2 separate regions of the Homo sapiens genome follow, and region 1 is linked to region 2. Evidence: read pairs that join two places in POLR2A ChIA-PET (ENCODE). Cell type or tissue: endothelial cell of umbilical vein. All regions are shown on one strand. Each heading gives the region's core, and the rest is flanking DNA. Links, peaks and the distances in the headings are about the cores only.

What was found. Peaks named below come from ENCODE experiments on the same cell type or tissue, not always from the same donor. Only the 100,000 strongest peaks of a DNase experiment are listed, where the experiment ranks them.
Region 1: POLR2A ChIA-PET joins it to region 2 with 11 read pairs; 5 of 35 experiments call an interaction of 5 or more read pairs at or near these places.

The regions. Positions count from the first base shown.
Region 1 is chr19:44,568,262-44,573,633 of GRCh38, reverse strand. No RefSeq gene overlaps it. Among named protein-coding and RNA genes, the nearest start is that of CEACAM20, 41 kb to the right of the region's middle. In endothelial cell of umbilical vein, for the core only: a CTCF peak has its summit at 2,584 (motif pointing left); a DNase peak (open chromatin) is centred at 2,553.
Region 2 is chr19:44,682,285-44,687,656 of GRCh38, reverse strand. CEACAM19 (CEA cell adhesion molecule 19) reads right to left here. Exons shown (of 8, transcript NM_001127893.3): 7 at 5,037-5,090; 8 at 3,302-4,220. The coding sequence ends at 4,167. LOC107985306 (a long non-coding RNA gene) reads right to left here and starts at 2,619. Exons shown (of 3, transcript XR_007067268.1): 1 at 1,427-2,619; 2 at 1-814. RefSeq lists an enhancer at 2,266-2,560. In endothelial cell of umbilical vein, for the core only: no CTCF peak of the experiment used is centred there; DNase peaks (open chromatin) are centred at 1,586 and 2,406; H3K27ac peaks cover 2,340 bases.

The sequences.
Region 1 (5,372 bases), core at 140-5,139, 110 kb after region 2:
TCAGTTCGTCATTCAGAATGGCTGCTGGAGCTCCAGTCATTACACTCTTCCTCACTGTCTTTGTCTACTTAATTCTGACCCATCCTTTAGATCACAGATGAAACATCAGATCTTCAGAAGAACATCTCTAATTCTCATAGCATGATGTATTTTTACTACATACCGCTTATCCTTGAAATCTGGGTAACTTGCAGCGTAACTGGCTCTGTCATTTACTAACTGTATGACTTGAACAAATGACTCTTCTTCTCTGAGCGTCAGTTTTTCTATCTATAAAATGGGGACAGCAAGAGATCCTGCTTCATGGAGTGAGAATTAACTGAGATAATTCAGTGTATGCCTGGCGATAGTAACTGCTGAACAACTGGCAGGTAGAATAATGTTTCCAAATTTGAGAGGTAAAACAGTGGAATGGGAAGGACCATGAACAGTGGATCCAGCCTGCAAAGGTTCAAATCCTGGTTCTGCCTCTTATCATCCATGTGACTTTGGGCCAGTGATTCTGTGTCTCAACTTCTCCATATGATAAATGGAGATGATGATAGTTGTATCTAACTTCTAGGACTGTGGGAAAGATAAAATGCGTTCACCATGTAACAGGACAGCACCTGATCATTGGTGAACAGTTTTGTTGTTGTATTTTACACACACACACACACACACACACACACGTATATATACACACAGAGAGAGAGAATAGATTGCTTCTGTTTCTCTGCAGACAGAATATATGTTGTTTCCACTTTATTTCCTGCTATAAACAATGCTGTCATGATTATCCCAGAAGTAAATATGTTCACATATCTATAATGATTATCTTAAGATAAATGTAAGAGGAACGGTGGGGTCAAAGAGAGTGTACATGTGTATGTTTTTGGATGCATCTTGCAAAACTGTTCTCCAGAGATCGCTAGCACTGGGTGTCGTCATTTAAAAATTCTAGGTCGGTGGTTTTCAAACTTCTGTTTTCTTTGTTTCTTCCATATTCATCAAGCAGTACATATTTGTCAACTCTCTCTGCCCCTGTACCTTGCTTTCCAAGTGGACTGCAGACTTTGAAAACCAAAGATCAAGGTGATTACCAAGTGTCCCTTCAGGAGGTTGCTTTCCTTGTTCATTTTGGGTCTTTGGACCCTGCTGGTGGAAATTGCTGCCATGCAGAATCTGAGGCAAAGAGCCTACTTTGATCTTTTATCTTGCTATCACTTGTTCTGATAAGCTCATGTCCACGTCCTTCAAGGCTGCGCAATATCAACCCCTCCACACTGGGTCGCAGGCCCTTAACAAAAATTAACCCAGAGACCAGGCTGGTGTCAATACCTCTGTAACCCCACCTAGGACCAGCACTGCATGGCTGGCGCCTCAGGTGGCAGAGGGGACCTCTGGAACCAGCAGAGGCTGCCTCACCCACCTCTGGGATAAACACAGGCCACACTCCTTGTCAGCAAATGCAGTGCCAAGCATTCTTTCTGGCCAAAGCAGCACTGGGGCTGGACCTTCTGTGATGGCAGAGCCTGGAGGAATCTGTAGAATTGGTAAGACCCAAACTGGTGCCAGTGGACCCTGCCCCAAACTCTCAGTGTGGAATCTGGGGTGAATGGGAGTGGGATCCAGGGAGCAGTACTGATGGGCTGTCTTCTGAGAGGAGGTAAAACCAAAGACCCTATAGAGGGCGGGGCTTTTCAGACACTATTGAACTTCCCCTAGGCCTGGCCTCCAGCTGGGAGGAGGCAGAAGGACAGCTAGACTGGTGAGGCATCAAAGAAACAGGGCTGGCCCCTTGGAAGGTCCCTGCAGAGGTGGTGGGCTTTGGACATGGCTCTGTCTTGCAGGTAACAGTTACGGATCATAATTTCTGATTTTCTTCCCCACTGATATCTCTCACCTGGATTGTTGCAGTCACCTCCTAAATGGTGTCTCCTGCTTCTGCCTTGCCTGGGGTCACCACATATAGCTGTATGGGTTGTGCACTGCACAGTTGCTGGAAGTAGCATTTGCATTAACTACAATGTGAATGGCAGCTCACTTCGTGGAGCTGAGCAATGTTGCAACTCTACCCTTGAGCTCCAAAATCAATGCAATCTGCAGCCAGAATGATCAGAATATAAGGTACATCGTGTTAATCTTTAACTCAAAACTCTCCAGTGGTTCTCTGACTCCCTCAGAATACAACGAAAAGTCCTTACAGGCTGGTGCGGTGGCTCATGCCTATAATCCCAGCACTTTGGGAAGCCAAGGCACAAGGATCACTTGAGCCCAGGAGTTCAAGACCAGTCTGGTCAACGTGGCAAAACCCTGACTCTACAAAAAAAATATAAACATTAGCTGGGCATGGTGGCGCATGCCTGTGGTCCCAGCTACTCGGGAGGCTGAGGCACGACAATCACTTGAACCCGGGAGGCGGAGGTTGCAGTAAACCATGATCAAGCTGGCACACTCCAGCCTGAGTGACAGAGCGAGACTCTGTGGCAAAAAAACAAAAACAAAAACTAAAACAAAAACAAAAAAACTCGTATAATTATCTGCAAGAGCCTGCATGATGTTCCAAACCAGAGCTAATACTGCCCCCTAGCGGGTATTTGACAATGTGTGGGAATGTTCTCTGGTTGTCTCAATGCCTGGAAGGAGCTGCTGCTGTTGTAGTAGGGAGAGCAAGTGGTGTTAAAAACTCCTTGCAATGCACAGGACGGATCCACAAGATGAATAATTGTCTTGCCAAAAATGTCAATGCCAGTTGTAAGTGTGATCTGTCTCTCTTACCTCTCTGACTTTATCTCTTACCTCTTTCATTTTCACTTACTCAACTCCAACCACACTGGCTTCCCTGCTTTTCCCTCAAAAACAATGATCTTCCTCCTGCCTCAGGGCCTTTGCACATGCTCTTCCCACTCCCACAGTTTAACTCCGATGAGTGAGACTCTAGCAGTGGCTGAGTCTACTGTCGAATGCTGCTAAGTGGCCTCTGTGATAGTGCTCTTTGCTTCCTCCCTTTGCCTTCTTCCTGAGCCTCTGCAAGAAGCAGGTGTCTGCTCAGCTGACGATCACATCCATCCCTCCCTGGGCCGTCGAGGGGGCAACGTCACCCTGTCTGTCCAGGGGATCCCTCAGAATCTCATCTCCTACAATTGGCTCCGAGGAGCAACCACCAATCAGGTTACCCGGATCCTCAATTTTAACTTCTTCAGCCATGGCTACACCCTAGGACCAGCCCACACTGGCAGGGAAACAGGCAGAGCTGATGGCTCCCTGATCATTATTGATGTGCGTGCATCTGACAATGGCATCTACACCCTGCATCTCATCTCTTCTGGTGAAAACAGTTGCCATCATGCTATGCTACTTGTCTCTGGTAAGGATTACCCTTGGGAAGCAGCAGGGAGGCTCTCTGGTAGCAAAATTAATAATAGCATTTAGAAAGTGCTTTCTGTGTACTAAGTATTGTATATCCTTTGCAGATAGAATGTCATGGGCTCTTCATTACAACTTTTAGATAAGATTTATGAGTAGGGGAGCTGAGGCTCAGGGAGCGTAACAACATGGCCAGTGGCACCCATGGAGCTGGGATTTGAACCCAGTCTCTGCTTAACCCTAAAGCCCATGTTCTTGAGTACTACGTTACAGTGTTATTTACATTTAAGTATTTAAATATTACCACCCCCACCTCATTATTAAAGTAACAATGCTCAAATCATCCTTCTTCTGAGTAATTATTCTGTATCCTTCCCTGTGCTAATCCTTTTAAGTAATTATCACATAAAATCCTTGTATAATATATACAATATATAAAGAGTTTCTACAAATCAATAAGAAAAAATACTTCAATAGAAAAAAACAGGAGAAAGATTTGGATAATCAGTTTGCAGAGGAAGAAATATAAAAGGTCAATCATGATATGAAAAGATGTTCAATCTCACTAGTAATAAAGGCAGTCCCTTACTCATAAGCCTGTTAAAACTTTTCAAGTGTGATTCTAATCAATGTTGCCAAGGGTGTGGGAAGTGAGCACTCCCAAGTGGTTGATGGGAGTTTAGGGGAAAAACATTTTCTGAGGGCTACTTTGTTTTTTCTATAATAACATTTTGAAACAGTTTATTTGGAAATAATTTCAAATTTAAAAAAGTTGCAAAAATAAAGAGTACAAAGAACACCCGTATGCCCTTTATTCAGATTCACCTAGTGTTAATATTTGTTCTCATTTACTTTATCATTTGTGCTCTCTCTCCCCCTTCTGTCTCCCCCTCCCTCTCTCCTTCCTTCCCTCCATTTGATAGTAAATTACAAACTTCATGGCTCTTTACCCCTAAATACATCAGTATGTATTTCCTAAGAACAGAGATATTCTCTTACATACCCACAGTTATCACCTTCATAAATGTCCAGGGATAAAATACTTTTATGTGCTCTATCATCCATATTCCAACTTTGTCAATTGGCACAATAAAATCCTTTATAGCCTATTCCCCCATCCAGTACAGGATCCAGTCTCTAGTCAGATACTGGATTTTGTGTCCTCTTTACTCTCTTTTAATCTGAAACTTTCCCACAGTCTTTCTTGTTTAAAATTCATCTTTTTAATTTTTTTTTAAAATTTAGAGATAGGGTCTTGCTCTGTCAGCTGGGCTGGAGTGCAGTGGTGCGATCACAGCACATTGCAGCCTCCAACTTCTGAGCTCAAGAGATCCTCCTGCCTCAGCCTCCTGAGTAGCTGGGACCACAGGCATGCACCACTACACTCATCTAATTTGTAAAAGTTTTCTTTTTTCAAATAATTTTTTTTTTTTGAGATGGAGTCTCGCTCTGTCACCCAGGCTGGAGTGTAGTGGTGCTATCTTGGCTCACTGCAACCTCTGCCTCCTGGGTTCAAGAGATTCTCCTGCCTAAGCCTCCTGAGTAGCTGGGATTGCGGGTGCCCACCACCATGTCCAGCTAATTTTTGTAGTTTTAGTAGAGACGGGGTTTTGCCACATTGGCCAGGCCGGTCTTGAACTCCCGACCTCAGGTGATCCACCTGCCTCAGCCTCCCAAAGTGTTGGGATTACAGGCATGAGCCACCGTGCCCAGCCAAAATTTTATTTTTCATTGACATGTGGTCTCGCTATATTTCCCAGGTTGGTTTCAATCTACTGGCCTCAAGAGATCCTCCCGCCTCAGCCTCCCAAAGTGCTGGGATTACAGGCGTGAGCCACCATGCCTGGCCTCTACAGCCTTTCTTTATCTTTAATGGTGTTGCCATTTTTAAAGAATATACTTCCCCATTTAAAAATTAAAACTATCTATCATCATCTACCTATTATCTATCTATCATCTACCTATTATCTATTATCAGTAAGGACTCATTAATTTCTATTTTCTGATGGTTTATAACTTGTTAC
Region 2 (5,372 bases), core at 311-5,310:
AGAAAAGATACAGTAAAAATACCGTGCCGGGCGCGGTGGCTCACGCTTGTAATCCCAGCACTTTGGGAGGCCGAGTTGGGCGGATCACGAGGTCAGGCGATCGAGACCATCCTGGCTAATACAGTGAAACCCCATCTCTACTAAAAATACAAAAACTTAGCCAAGCGTGGTGGTGGGCGCCTGTAGTCCCAGCTACTCCGGAGGCTGAGGAAGGAGAATGGCTTGAACCCAGGAGGTGGAGGTTGCAGTGAGCCAAGATTGCGCCATTGCACTCCAGTCTGGGCAGCAGAGTAAGACTGTCTCAAAAACAAAAACAAAACAAAACAAATAAACAAAAGAACTCATTCGTCTGTTCATGGGCATTTGGGTTATTTCTACCTTTTGGCTATTGTGAATAATGCTGCTGTGAACAGTCACACAGAAGTGTTTGTGTGGCCATGTCTTGATTTCTTTTGCAAACCTGGCCCTGTCGCAGTGTGTACAACACCCCTGCTCCCCACCCTCCCATTGCTCGAAGCAGTCACCCAAGAGTTGACCCTCTCCAGCACCTCTTAAGCATGCCCGTTCCAGTAGGTTCTTAGCACCTGCTCCATTCCTTCACAGCATCGTCATCCCTGACATTATGTTCCATGTGCTTTGTTTTTCTGTGGCCTGTCTCCCACTAGAAGGTCAGCTCTCCAAAAGCAGCCATCACTGTCTCATTCATGGCTGTCTCCCCAGAACCTAGAATAGGGCTGTCCACAACAGATGCTCAATAAATCTTCATTGAATTGATGAACAAACCAATTATTGGCACACTCTTCTCTCCAATCCCCTGTATCCAAACCAGAAACAAATTCTGTCAATGTTTTGTTCTAGAGTGTTGCTCTGTTGCCCAGGCTGGAGTGCAGTGGCATGACCTCGGCTGAATGCAACCTCTGCCTCCCGGATTCAAGCGATTCTCCTGTCTCAACCTACCACCACTCCCGGCTAATTTTTGTATTTTTAGTAGAGACTGTATTTCAGCATGTTGGCCAGGCTGGCCTTGAACTCCTACCTCAAGTAATCCGTCTGCCTTGGTCTCCCAAAGTTCTGGGATTATAGGCGTCTGCCACCATGGATTTCAGTCCTCCTGTCTGCAGAGCCAGGAGTTTGAGACCAGCCTGGCCAGCATGGTGAAACTTGTCTCTACTGAAAATACAAAAAAAAAAAAAAAAGTAGCCGGGTGAGGTGGTGTGCACCTGTAGTTCAGCTACTTGGTAGGCTGAGGCAGGAGAATTGCTTGAGCCTGGGAGGCGTAGGTTGTAGTGAGCTGAGATCGCACCACTGCACTCCAGCCTCGGCGACAGAGCAAGACTCAAAAAAGAAAAGTCTCAAAAAAGAAAAAAAAAAAAAGAGAGAGAAAAGATGGAATCCCCTCACACTCCTAGCCCTGAGCCCTGGCTACCTGGCTGGCTTGGTTGACCCTCTTAGCAAGGCGGTCAAAGGCCCAGGCATTTGGTGTCTGGAGCGGTCTGAGGATGGAGAAGTCTCCCAGAGAGTATTTGCATACTGAGTCAGCATGAGACGCAACTTCTCCTTCTGTGATTTCTTCCTCATCCTCTAGATTAGTTTCCCATTTCCTGTAAAAAATTGCCACAAATTTAGTGGCTTAAAACAACACAAGTTTGTTATCTTATAGTTCTGGAGGTCAAGAATCCAAAATGGGTCTCACTGCACTAAAGCCAAGGTTTCAGCGGGACTGTGTTGCTTTCTGGAGGTTGTAGGAAGAAAATCCATTTTCTTGCCTTTCCTCAATTCTGATTTTTTTTTTTTTTTTAAGACAGAGTCTCGCTCTGTCACCCAGGCTGGAGTGCAATGGTGCAACCTTGGCTCACTGCAACCTCCGCCTCCTGGGTTCAAGCGATTCTCCTGCCTCTGCCTCTCCAGTAGCTGGCATTACAGGCACCCGCCACCACGCCTGGCTAATTTTTCTATGTTTGGTAGAGACGGGGTTTCCCCATCTTGGCCAGGCTGATTCTTGAACTCCTGACCTCAGGTGATCCCCCTGTCTCGGCCTCCCAAAGTGCTGGGATTCCAGGCATGAGCCACCACCCTCGGTTCTGTTTTTTTTTTTTTTTTTTTTTGTAGAGACGGGGTCTTGCTATGTTGCCCAGGCTGGTCTCCAACTCCTGGCCTCAAGCGATCCTCCCACCTTGGCCTCCCAAAGTGCTGGGACTGCAGGCGTGAGCCACTGAGCTTGGCCCTCCTCCAGCTTCTAGAAGTTTCTTGCATTCCTTAGCTCAAGGCCCCCTTCCGTCTTCAACACTCACGATGGCCCATGGACTCTCTCACACTCAATCATTCTGACTCTGAAGTGCTGCTTGACTTTCAGCTCCTTCTCCCGTCTTCAAAGGGCTTTGCTTCCTTTGTTGTCACAGCCCCTCTGACTCACGCTTCCTGTGTCCTTCTCGATTATAAGGATCTGTGTGATTACATAAAGAGCCTGCCAGGGCAATCCAGGATAATCTCCCCAAAGCACGATCCTGAACTTAATCATGGCTGCATTCTTTTGTCATATAACGTAACATTCACAGGGGATTAGGATGTAGACGTCACTGGGGGGCCGTTATTCGCCTTTCACAGCACCCTGCCCCTCAAAGCCACAGTCTCGGCAGTGCCTTACCTGGCCCTGCGCCATGTGCCCCTCCGTCCATCTCCTGACGTCAACTTCCACCCACCTTTTCCTCCTTCCCCACCCTCTCCACCACACTGGCCTCCTTGCTGCTCCTTTTTTTTTTTTTTTTTTGAGGTGGAGTCTTGCTCTGTCACCCAGGCTGGAGTGCAGGGGCACGATCTTGGCCCACTGCAAACTCCGCCTCCCGGGTTCAAGTGATTTTCCTGCCTCAGCCTCCCCAGTTGCTGGGATTACAGGTGCCCACCACCATGCCCGGCTAATTTTTGTATTTTTAATAGAGAAGGGGTTTCACCATGTTGGCCAGGCTGGTCTTGAACCCCTGACCTCAAATGATCTGCTTGCCTTGGCTTCCCAAAGTGCTGGGATTATAGGTGTGAGCCACCATGCCCAGCCCCCTTGCTGCTCCTTGAATATGCCAGGCATGCTTCTGCCCCAGGGCCTTTGCACTGGCTATTCCCTCTGTCTGGAATGCTCTTCCTCCAGAGCCCCACATGGCTCCTTTCTTCCCCTCCTACAAGTCTTTGCTCATTTGTCACCTTCTCAGCGAGGACCTCTGTGCCCTAATTAAAAATCTCAGTCCCCCAATACTCTCGACCCCCCTCCATTTCCCCAATACACTTATCCCCATCTGACAGACAACGCATGTTCATTATTTATTTTATTTCCTGATTCTTTCCCCTGCCAAGTGACCCTCTGGGAAAGCGGGAGTTTTTGTTTTGCTTTCTACCAGGGCTGCAAGAGCCTAGAACTGGGTCTGGCATACAGCAAAGGCTCATTTATTGCTGAATGAATGCATAGTTTGGGGAAGGGGAGGACAAGCTGAGGCCACATTTGGGACGGGTGCTGGGGTGGGGTGGAGAAGGGAGCTGCTGCCCAGAGGGACTCAGTAAGATTCAGGGTGGGGGCCAAGACCAGCAGCTGGCAGCAGGTTCTGAGAGGGGCTGGGCCTGCCTGAACAGGGAAGGGGTCCAGCAGCCGTGGTCACCTTGCTGGGACTGGTGTGTGGGGCCACAGGCCTGTGAGGCTGGGCCTCTCTGCCACCTGAGGCCCGCATGGTGGGGTGTCTGCCTTGTCCTAAGGGGAGAAGACTCTGAGGGTCACTAGTGGAGTTGGGGTAGGGCATTGAGGACAGACAGTTGGGAGCCCAGCCAACTGCCTGGGAGGCAGGCCTGAGGCCACCATCTTGTCCCCAGATATCCAGATCTTGGGGGACTTTGGCATGGAAAGGGGCCAGAGCCTGCCTTTCACAGGCACATGGCCCAGGCCAGCTTGCTTGAAGGAACAGACCGAAGGCGGGCGTGCATTCACGGGCTGCACAAGGACCTGGGCCTGTTACAGTCTCCTGTCCCCCTGCCAGGACACCTGCCCCATGTGCTGCTGAGTCTTTGGCTGAGTCCACCTCATCGGCCCCACAGCCCCCAATGGCCTTGTCCTGCTGGTCTCAGGTGTGAGGCTCCCAGAGGAGGGCTGGGGCCTTGTCTTCTCCCTGGCTGGCCTGGCCCAGGACCCATCAGGAAGTTGGCACCAGCTGGCAGTAGGGGGCAGGGTCGGGGTTTAGCAGGTCCTGCTTGGGGGGAAGAGAGAACAGAATTATGACTGGGTGGAGGGGGAGAGTCTTGGGGAGACAGAGAGGGACAGAGGATGAGAGACAGCGTGAGATGGAGAGAAACCCGCAGAGAGAATGGAAGAGCAAGGTGGAAAGAGAGTGAGATGCAGAGACAAGAGGTCCTGGAAGAGCCAAGAAATGAGGTGGACACAGTGACAGAGACAAAGAGGCAGGAGAGACAGAGAATGGAGAGAGAGAGAGACAGAGATGCAGAGAAACGAAGACATGTAAAGAGATGCATCTTAGACAAGGCAGCATGAACAAACTGGAAACAGAAAGACAGATTAAAAAGGACACAGCAAGAGAAACTGAGAGAGAGAGAGAGAGAGAGAGAGAGAGTCCAAGAAAGGGGAAGACAGACATACAGACATATGTAGGCCACTGAGAGAGAGAGACAGAACTACAGGGACAGACAGCTGACAGGAGGGGATGGAGAGGGACTGAGCTCTGCGGTGGGGTTTCACTGGGGACCTGACTGGCTGTGTGGCCCCAGGCAATCCCCTGTCCCTCTCTGGGCCTTGTTCCTCCTGTGCAAGTTCAAGGTTTTGGATCCCTTTTGCAAAGAAGGAAATTGCAGCCTTGGGAGGAAAAGGGACTTGCCAGGGTCTCTCAGGGAGGCGGTTTGGGCTTCTTCGAGAGCAGAGACCGTGAGGCTTGGGGGGACGAGGGGAGGAAAGCCCCCAGTTTCAGTTGTCTTGACCCCTCCCCACCCCGGCTTCGGGGCTCCTGGATCCGTGGGATCCCCACCACCCCTCCCAGCTCCCAGCTCCATACCTGGTACTGGTGGTTCTCTGGCTCCGCCTGCAGGTGTGGGGGTGTGGGCAGGGGCTGCAAGGGAAGGACACGGGTGAGTGGGCGCTCGGCACCCCCCACCCTCTAAACTTTGACCTTTGGTGCTAGGACAGTCTCAGATTCCAAGTCCCCATCACCCCTCCCAGACTGTGAGGCCCCTGGGCAGAGGGGATTAGCTTCCTTACACCTCAGTGTTCTCCTCTGACAAATGGGCACTGGGCCCCAGCTTCGTGTGGTATCCAGTGGCCCGTCAACCACTCCATTAACTCTCAGTCTACCCCTGTCAACACCTCTGGTTCTAAGCTCTTAGCCTTAGTG